2 separate regions of the Homo sapiens genome follow, and region 1 is linked to region 2. A link is an interaction called in ENCODE POLR2A ChIA-PET data of the cell type or tissue named here. Cell type or tissue: GM12878. All regions are shown on one strand. Links, peaks and the distances in the headings refer to the core of each region. The heading gives the core; the rest is flanking DNA. Region 1 has its middle 53 kb from the start of LINC02034. Region 2 overlaps TPRA1 (transmembrane protein adipocyte associated 1).

Region 1 (4,383 bases), core at 204-4,203, 99 kb after region 2:
TTGATGGGTGAACTAGGGCCTTCGTGGTCACTGACTTCCCCTCCTGCAGCTCCGCCACTGCTGTGGGTGCCCTGCCCTGGCCATGCATGTGAACTTGGCCTCTTGCCTGGTCCCCACCCCTCCATCGGCTGCAGTCTTTCCTGGGCCCAGGGCTCCCTTATTTCAGTAGCTGCTGCCCCTTCCTGGTCAGAGTTGCTCAGTTTTTTATCTCTGATGTCTGCAGCTACTCTCTGGGCCCTGACCACCTTCCATGTTCTTTCCCAACTCTGGCAGATGCTTCAGTTGCCCACCAGGAGCCAATTCATGTTCCCTTGCAGGGAAATGGACAAGGGACCTGCTGCTGGCTTATACGAGGAAAGGCCGTCTCACCTGGGGGCTTTGGGGAAAAGTTTGCTTTCAGATGGAGAAAGAGATGGAGCCTCTCAAGGAGAAAGCATTTCCCTCTGGTGCTTCCCTTCTTTGTGCCTGCAGCTTCAAGGACCACAGAGGGCCAAGTGCAGGAGTAAGAGGCTGGCGTGCTGACAGTGGCCAAGGGCATTGGAGGGAAGGACCTGTCATCACTGGGCCAAGGAAGGAACTCCAGACTGCCTACTTCCAGAGGGCCTGCTGAGTAAGCCACACACATCCTTGTGGTTTAAACAACTGTTCACCCAGCATCTTGTCATTTATAGCCAAAAGCAATCCTACCTAATACACTAGCCAAACACCCATGGGCTCACCCAAACATTCAGCAAACACTAAATCAATGTTCGCTGAGTATTCCCTGCATCCGGACACTTTATCACATTTAATTTAACCCACCTAACAACTTGAAGATCCAAATTATTATCCCTATGTTAAAGATAAGGAAGGTGGGTGTGATAGAGCAGCCCTAGTGGCTGCAGAAAAAAGACAACCCCAAATCTCAGTGGCGTCACACAATAGATGATGCTATTTCTCACTCATGTAAAGTTTCACTGTGACTAAGATAGGGGCTCCATGCAGTCATTCAGAGACCCAGGATGATGGAGGTTTTACCACCGTCAACATGGGGCTTGTAAGTCACTCTAGGTGTTAACATCTGACTGGCAGATATGGGAAGAAAATATGTGGAGGATCACACGAGAGCCTTCATGATCCAGATCCGAGTGTGTGAGCATCATTTTCACCACAATCATTGGCTGGACAGAACTCAGCCACATGGCCACACCCCAGGGCAAGGAGGGCTGGGAATGATGCCCAGGCATTCCTCCTGGCCCCAGAGGAAAGGGCAGTGAGTTGCTGAACAATTAGCTAATCTCTGCCACCAGGGCTCAGGGGGCTGAAGAACTGACCCACAAGACTCTCAGATGGGCGAAGTGGGACTCTGTGCCTGCTTTGTTTTCTCAGGTGTCCGGAAGTCCAGGGCTGTGCTCAGAATAGCGTCAGAGCTTGGCTGAGCCAGGCACAAGCCAGAGCTGGTACTTAGCAGGGGCGTAAGTCCCCCTGGCATCCTCTCTGTGACTGGGCCATACTCCTTCTCTTGCTTTCATCCCTGTGTTCTAGGGGCTCGACTTACATAGCAGGGGTGGTGCACAGCAGACTGGAGAAGACAGGACCCTGGACCAGCTCTGCATCCTAACTGTGGGGCTTTGGGCAGGTCACTTGATCTCTCTGTGCCTCAGCTTCCTCGTCTGTGGAGGGCACTAACACTACTTCCCTCACAGGGTTGCTGGGCCCTGGGCGAGTGATGTACAGAAAGCATTCAGTGCCATGCAGGGCAGTGGCACCGGGTGTTAGCTGGGTTTCACTCCCACGGAGTCCTCCCGGCTCCTCATTGTCCTGTGTTACAGATGAGGAAATGGAGGCTCAGAGGGAAAGTCGGGTGCCTGCCCCTCCTGCCACTCCACCTTTCATCTCCATGAGAGTTTCTGATAGGGAGCGGTTTGGGGGTCGCAGGGACCACACCTTGCGGGCTGCGGGCTGTGGGCTGTGGCAAGGTCCCCCCAGCAACCTCGGTTCCTGACTTCCCCACAATGCCTGGCCTCCTCCCTCCCCCAGCGCACTCACACCGCAGGCCTGACGTGCTGGAGTCTGTCACTGGCGTGCAAAACCCACAGAGCTTTCTCATTTCTGCTCTGGTGGAACAAAAGCCCCTGCAGCTGAGCTTAGTCAGTGGAGGCCTCAGGATGTTTCCGTGTGGAGAGATAAGGCCCAGTGGAGTGCTAAAGCCGAGCCCTGAAGCGTAGGCCTGTTAGGGACCCAGAAGAGCCTGAGCCTCTGGGGTGCAGTTTCCTAAATCCCAGCTCCTGAATGTTTACCTTCTTCACGCAGGTTCCCAGCAATCCATGCACCTTTTCCTGGGCCCCTCTTCCTCCTCCCTCCTCTTGACTCAGTGAGTTTTTACTGAGCAACTACTGTGTGTCAGGCATTGTTCAAGGTCTGGGGGCACAGCAATGAATAAGGCAGACACAATCCCTGCCCTCAGGAGCTGGCATGCCAGGGCCGAGGCAGACGCAGGTGGATGCAGGGTGTGCGAGAAGGCACCAAGAGCTAAGGAGAAAAATGGAGCTGGGGAGGGACAGGCACCATGGGGTGGGGGCAGGAAGAGCTGCAGTCTAAAATAAGGTGCTGAGGAAGGTAGGAAGGTGAGGAGTCGAGCCTTGGGGCAATCTAGGGGAAAGGTGTTTCAGGCATTTCAGGCCAAGGGAATAGCCGATGCAAAGGCCTGGGCCTGCCATGCCTGTTGAGGAACAGCGAGGAGACCAGTGTGGCAAACACAGGGAGCAGGGCTGGGGTGGGGCCAGGAGGGCTGAGAGGTCACAGGTGGGGCTGGACAGGCCAGGCAGGGCTGAGTGCACTGAGTGTGCTGGGAAGGACAGGAGACATAGGATGGGAAACAGCTTAGCAGTGAACGGAACACACGAATGCCTGGTCCATAGAGTTCACAGTCTAGAGGGGAAGAGAGAGAAGAAATGAAATAAAAAGAACACGACACATCATGGGAAAAGGTGATAAAGCAGGGAATGGGAGTCGGGAGTGCCCAGGGGGAGGGGGCTTCCCGGGGGAGTAGGTGGTGGGGCAGGGCCTCGCTGAGCAGAGACGCCAGAGCCGAAGAGTGCTCTGTGGATACTTAGGGAAGAACATTCCAGACAAAGGGAGCTGCAGGGCCAGGGCCCTGGGTGGGAGCCTGCCATTATTGCTGCTGTCTCTTGTGGTCTCGTTATTCATAAAGCAGGGATCTCTTGATAAAATGGATGCAAAAGTCTTGAAAACTAACAAATGTTGCAAACGTTTGTGAGTCACCCTTGTTGGACATGGCCTCAGCAAGCTATTGCCACAATAATGCTGTTTAACAAACCACCATGAGACTCGGTGGCCTACAACAATCTCGTTTATTCTTCTCTCACATTTGCCCGGTCAGCAGGCATTCAGGGGCCGAGACTGGGCTCGGTGGGGCTGGACCCCAACACTTGAGCTGGGGGCCGCACCCCCAGCTTTCTGTCTTTGATCTTCCTTAGAGCAGTGGCTTCGGAGGCATGTTCTTCTCATGCATAAGGGCAGAGTCAGCCAGACATGCATATTTAAGGCTTCTGCTCACATTCATGTCTGCTGATGCACCTTTGGCCAAAGCAAGACAAACCTAGCCTTGAGTGGGTAGAAAATGTGCTCTCCTCCAGGCGATACAAAGAGGGGTGAAGGACAGGGGCACTAAGGCTGAGGTCTGCCAAGCTTTTCCGAAAAGGGACAGATAGCAATTTTGGCAGTGCAGGCCATATGGTTGCTGTCTCGGTGATTCAGCCCTGCTGTGGTAGTGGTAGTGTGGAAGCAACTGTAGACATCATGTGAGCAAACAGGTGTGGCTGGGTGCCAAGAACAGTTTATTTACGGACATCAAAATTTGGATTCAATATAATTGTCTTGGGCCACAAAATACCATTCTTTTTTTGATTTTTTTTTTTTTGAGACGGAGTCTCACTCTGTCACCCAGGCTGGAGTGCAGTGGTGTGATCTCAGCTCACTGCAACCTCCGCCTCCTGGGTTAAAGCGAGTCTCCTGCCTCAGCCTCCCGAGGAGCTGGGACTACAGGCACATGCTATCACGCCCAGCGAATTTTTTTGTATTTTTAGTAGAGACGGGTTTCGCCATGATTATCTCCATCTCCTGACCTCGTGATCCTCCTGCCTCAGCCTCCCAAAGTGCTGGGATTACAGGTGTGAGCCACTGTGCCCGGCCTGACTTTTTTTTCAACTTAAAGAAAAAAGGAAAACTCATTCTTAGCTTGTATGCTGTACAGGAATCAGTGGTGGGGCATTTGGCCTGTGGGGGGTAGTTTGCCGACCTCTGCAAAATAGACCTCAGAGCTCCAGCATCTCTCAGGCCACCCCTGGAGCCTCCAGGCTGCAGGTGGAGGCACAAGATACC
Region 2 (4,383 bases), core at 321-4,320:
GGTGGTCAGTGTTGGCCTCAGTTGCAAAACATCCAGTGACTCAGGCCAGAAACTGCACCATCAGCCGTCTTTGGCCTCTTCTCTCATTCCCTGTGTTTGATCTGTCAGTGGGTCTTGTTGGCCAAGCCTCCCAAAGGTCTCCCAAGTCCCTCTGTTCCACCTGCACTGCTGCCACTAGTGCAAGCCTCTGTCCTCTCATGCATGGACTGTTGCAGGAGCTCCTCATGGCCTCCCTGTCTCTGTTCCTCCTCCACTTCAGTCCCTTTTCACTGGCATCCTGTCCCCATGGAAACCAGACCTCTCACTCCTTGTAACACCCTTCTGGTTGCACTTAGAGTGAAGTCGAGTTGCATGTGGGACCTGGCCCTGCCAACCTTTCTGGTATCAGCTACCCTGGCCTGTTTTTTGCCCTTGGGACAGGCCAAACCTGTTTCTACCTCTGGACTTGTGCATCTGGATCTTAGGTGATTCTCCCTGGAATGTTCTTTATCTCGATCTTTCCAAGGCTGGCTCCTGCTTATTTATTGAGATCTCGGCTCAAAATGTCACCTTGTTTGACTACCCAGTCCAAGCAGTACCTTTATATTCATTGGGATTTGGGCTAGCTGTTGAAACAAAGGCTAGGATAATAAAATAGATTATTTTTATCTATGCAGGCAGCCTCTGTGCAAGCTGTCCAGTACATGCACGGAGGCCTCATTGTGCTGGGGACCCAGACACCTTCTTTCTCATTGCTCTGTTACCCTCGTACAGGGTTTCTGCCTCGTGGTCTGAGGAGGCTGCTCTTGCTCCCACTGTCGTATCTATATTCCAGCCACCGGGAAGGGAGGAGGGCATGATCTGAAATTAGCAGACCTCACTCTGCTCGTGTCATATGTTTATAACAAAAAAAAAGTTCTTTTTAAAGACAAGTCAGGGTTTTTATCTTTGTTGGGCCTCTGTTTTAGAGTTTATGTCTTCACACCATGGGATTAGATCAAATGACAGGCTGAAGGACTGTCAGCCTGTCTCAGCTCGTGTCCAGTTGGATAAAACTCAGCCACATGGCCACACCCAGTTGCAGGGAAGCTGGGAAAGGTCCCCATTGTGCTGGGAAGCGATGTGTAAGCTAAACTCCATTGGTTCCATCACTAAAGGGAAGGGTAGATGTTGGGGGAACCCAGCAGTCTCTACTGTGTTTCTTGTCATTCTGCTCCACCTCTCTGTTTTCTTCACTTAGCATTTATCTCTAGAAGTTTGCTTCTTTTTTTTTTTTTTTTTTTTTTTTTTTTTTTTTAGACAGGGTCTCACTCTGTGGCCCAGCCTGGAGTGCAGTGGTGTGATCATAGCTTGCTGCTGCCTGCTGCCTGGAGCTCCTGGGCTCAAGTGATCCTTCCACCTCGGCCCCACCGAGTAGCTAAGACTACAGGTATGCACCACCATACCTGGCTAGTTTTTTAAACTTTTTGTAGAAATAGCGTCTTGCTGTGTTGCTCAGGCTGGTCTCAAACTCCTGGGCTCAAGTGATCCTCCCACCTCGGCCTCCCAAAGTGTTGGGATTACAGGTGTAAGCCACTGTGCCCTGTCAAGTTTGCTTTTTTTTTTTTTTCCAAGTTTGCTTTTTAAATAGGGTTTTCATGCTTGTTGTTGGCTTCACCTTGCTGTGAGGGCAGGGCCTTGTCTGCTCTGTTCCGTGCCACGTCCAACCACCTAGACTTGTGCCTGGCACCCAGTAGGTGCTAGTTAAGGTCTGCTGAGCAAATAAAAGCACGTGTGGGCTGGGCATGGTGGCTCACACCTGTAATCCCAGCACTTTGGGAGGCCGAGGTGGGCGGATCACGAGGTCAGGAGATCGAGACCATCCTGGCCAACGTGATGAAACCCCGTCTCTACTAAAATACAAAAAATTAGCCGGGTATGGTGGCACGTGCCTGTAGCCCCAGCTACTCGGGAGGCTGAGGCAGGGGAATCGCTTGAACCTGGGAGGCAGAGGTTGAAATGAGCCGAGATCACGCCACTGCACTCTAGCCTGGAGACAGAGCAAGACAATGTCTCAAAAAAAAAAAAAGCATGTGTGAATGAAGGGTGGGCTTCTTTGCCCCCCTCCCAACAGTAGGGAAGGAGCCATCTTCTTTCTTAGGATCTACTATGTGTCAGGCATTTGTTCTCTTTAATATTCCCCATCACTTGAAGATTGCAGCTATGGCCTCATTTTATTATTTTTAATTAATTAATTTATTCTTTTTTGAGGCAAGGTCCCACTCTGTCACCCAGGCTGGAGTGCAGTGGCACGATCATAGCTCACTGCAGCCTCGAACTCCTGGGCTCAAGCCATACTCCCACCTCAGCCTTCCTATTAGCTGGGACTACAGGTATGCACCACTATACCTGGCTAAGTTTTGTGTTTGTTTGTTTCTTTTTTTTTTTTTCTGAGATGGAGTTTCACTCTTGTTGCCCAGGCTGGAGAGCAATGGTGTGATCTCAGCTCACCGCAACCTCTGCCTCCTGGGTTCAAGTGATTCTCCTGCCTCAGCCTCCTGAGTAGCTGGGATTACAGGCATGCACCACCATGCCTGGCTAATTTTTTTTTTTTTTTTTTGAGACGGAGTCTTGCTGTGTTGCCCAAGCTGGAGAGCAATGGTGTGATCTCAGCTAAACGTAACCTATGCCTCCCGGGTTCAAGGGATTCTCCTGCCTCAGCCTCCCAGGTAGCTGGGATTACAGGCATGTGCCACCATGCCCGGCTAATTTTTTTGTATTTTTAGTAGAGACAGGGTTTTTCCATGTTGGTCAGGGTGGTCTCGAACTCCTGACCTCAGGTGATCCACCCGCCTTGGCCTCCCAAAGTGCTGGGATTACAGGCGTGAGCCACCGTGCCTGGCCCTAATTTTGTATTTTTTTTTTTTAGTAGAGGCGGGGTTTCTCCATGTTGGTCAGTCTGGCCTCAAACTCCCAACCTCAGGTGATCCACCTACCTCAGCCTCCCAAAGTGCTGGGATTACAGGTGTGAGCCACCGTGCCCAGCCTTTTTTTTTTTTTTTTTGAGACAGAGTCTTGCCCTGTTGCCCAGGCTGGAGTGCAGTGGCACGATCTCAGCTCACTGCAACCTCCACCTCCCGGGTTCAAGCCATTCTCCTGCCTCAGCCTTCCAAGTAGCTGGCATTACAGCTGGACGCCACCATGCCTGGCTAATTTTTGTATTTTTTAGTAGAGATGGGGTTTTGGCATGTTGGCCAGGCTTGTCTTGAACTCCTGACCGCAAGTGATTCGCCTGCCTTGGCCTCCCAAAGTGCTGGGATTACTGGCATGAGCCTCCGCACCCGGCCAATTTTTGTATTTTTTGTAGAGATGAGGTCTTGCTATGTTGCCCAGGCTGGTCTGGAACTCCTGAGCTCAAGCAGTCCTCCCTCCTCAGCCTCCCAAAGTGTTGGGATTGCAAGTGTGAGTCACTACACCCTGCTGTCCTTACTGTTTAGATGGGGACTTGATCCCAGAGCCAGTGAGTGGCCCACTGGAGCAACCTGAGCCCCAGCCCATGGCCCGCCCCCTTCAGAGTCTTCCCTCCCTTTCATCCAGAGGTGTTCTGGTGTTTAAGGGCTTGGACCAGCAATGGAAATATTCCTAAGTCCCCCCACCCCTGTCTTGGGCTGCTATTGTTCAGGGATAGCTTTGGTGACAACACAAGCAGGGCTCCTGTTGCGTTTCTGCAGACCTTGCTGACAGGCATGCAGCTCACTGGGCGGCTCCTTGCTGAAGGGGAGGCCTGGGCCTTTGATGTGTTGTCGGGACAAATCTTTTTTCTTTTTCTTTTTTTTTTTTTTTTGAGATGGAGTCTCGCTCTGTCGCCCAGGCTGGAGCACAGTGGCACCATCTCGGCTCACTGCAAGCTCCGCCACCTGGGTTCATGCAATTCTTCTGCCTCAGCCTCCTGAGTAGCTGGGACTATAGGCACATGCCACCATGCCCAACTAATTTTTTTTTTTTTTTGTATTTTAGTAGAGATGGGGTTTCACCATGTTGTCTAGGCTGGTCCCGAACTCCTGAGCTCAGGCAATCTGCCCGCCTCGGCCTCCCAAAGTGCTAGGATTACAGGCATGAGCCACCGCGCCCGGCCACATCTTTTTTACTTTTTAAAATTTACTGAAGTACACCTATGACTTAGGAGTCATCGGTGTGTGGCTTGATGAATTACCACACAGTGAACACACCTGTGTACCCACCACCTGGATCTGACACCCAGACGCTGGCAGGCCTCCCCCAATTACCATGCGCTTCATCTCCCCAAAGGCGCCCTGTCTGCATTTCTCCACGGATCATACGCCTGTCGGCCCTTGTGCCTGGCTTCACGCTATATCACTTCTGAGAGTCATTCGTGTTGCCTGTAGCAGTGGGTTGTTCTTTTTA

The links. Peaks named below come from ENCODE experiments on the same cell type or tissue, not always from the same donor. Only the 100,000 strongest peaks of a DNase experiment are listed, where the experiment ranks them.
Region 1: POLR2A ChIA-PET joins it to region 2 with 7 read pairs; 2 of 35 experiments call an interaction of 5 or more read pairs at or near these places.

Annotation. Positions count from the first base shown.
Region 1 is chr3:127,481,788-127,486,170 of GRCh38, reverse strand. No RefSeq gene overlaps it. Among named protein-coding and RNA genes, the nearest start is that of LINC02034, 53 kb to the left of the region's middle. In GM12878, for the core only: no CTCF peak of the experiment used is centred there; DNase peaks (open chromatin) are centred at 895 and 2,130.
Region 2 is chr3:127,581,341-127,585,723 of GRCh38, reverse strand. The region is part of intron 1 of TPRA1 (transmembrane protein adipocyte associated 1); the gene reads left to right. Among named protein-coding and RNA genes, the nearest start is that of MIR7976, 3.6 kb to the left of the region's middle. In GM12878, for the core only: no CTCF peak of the experiment used is centred there; no DNase peak of the experiment used is centred there.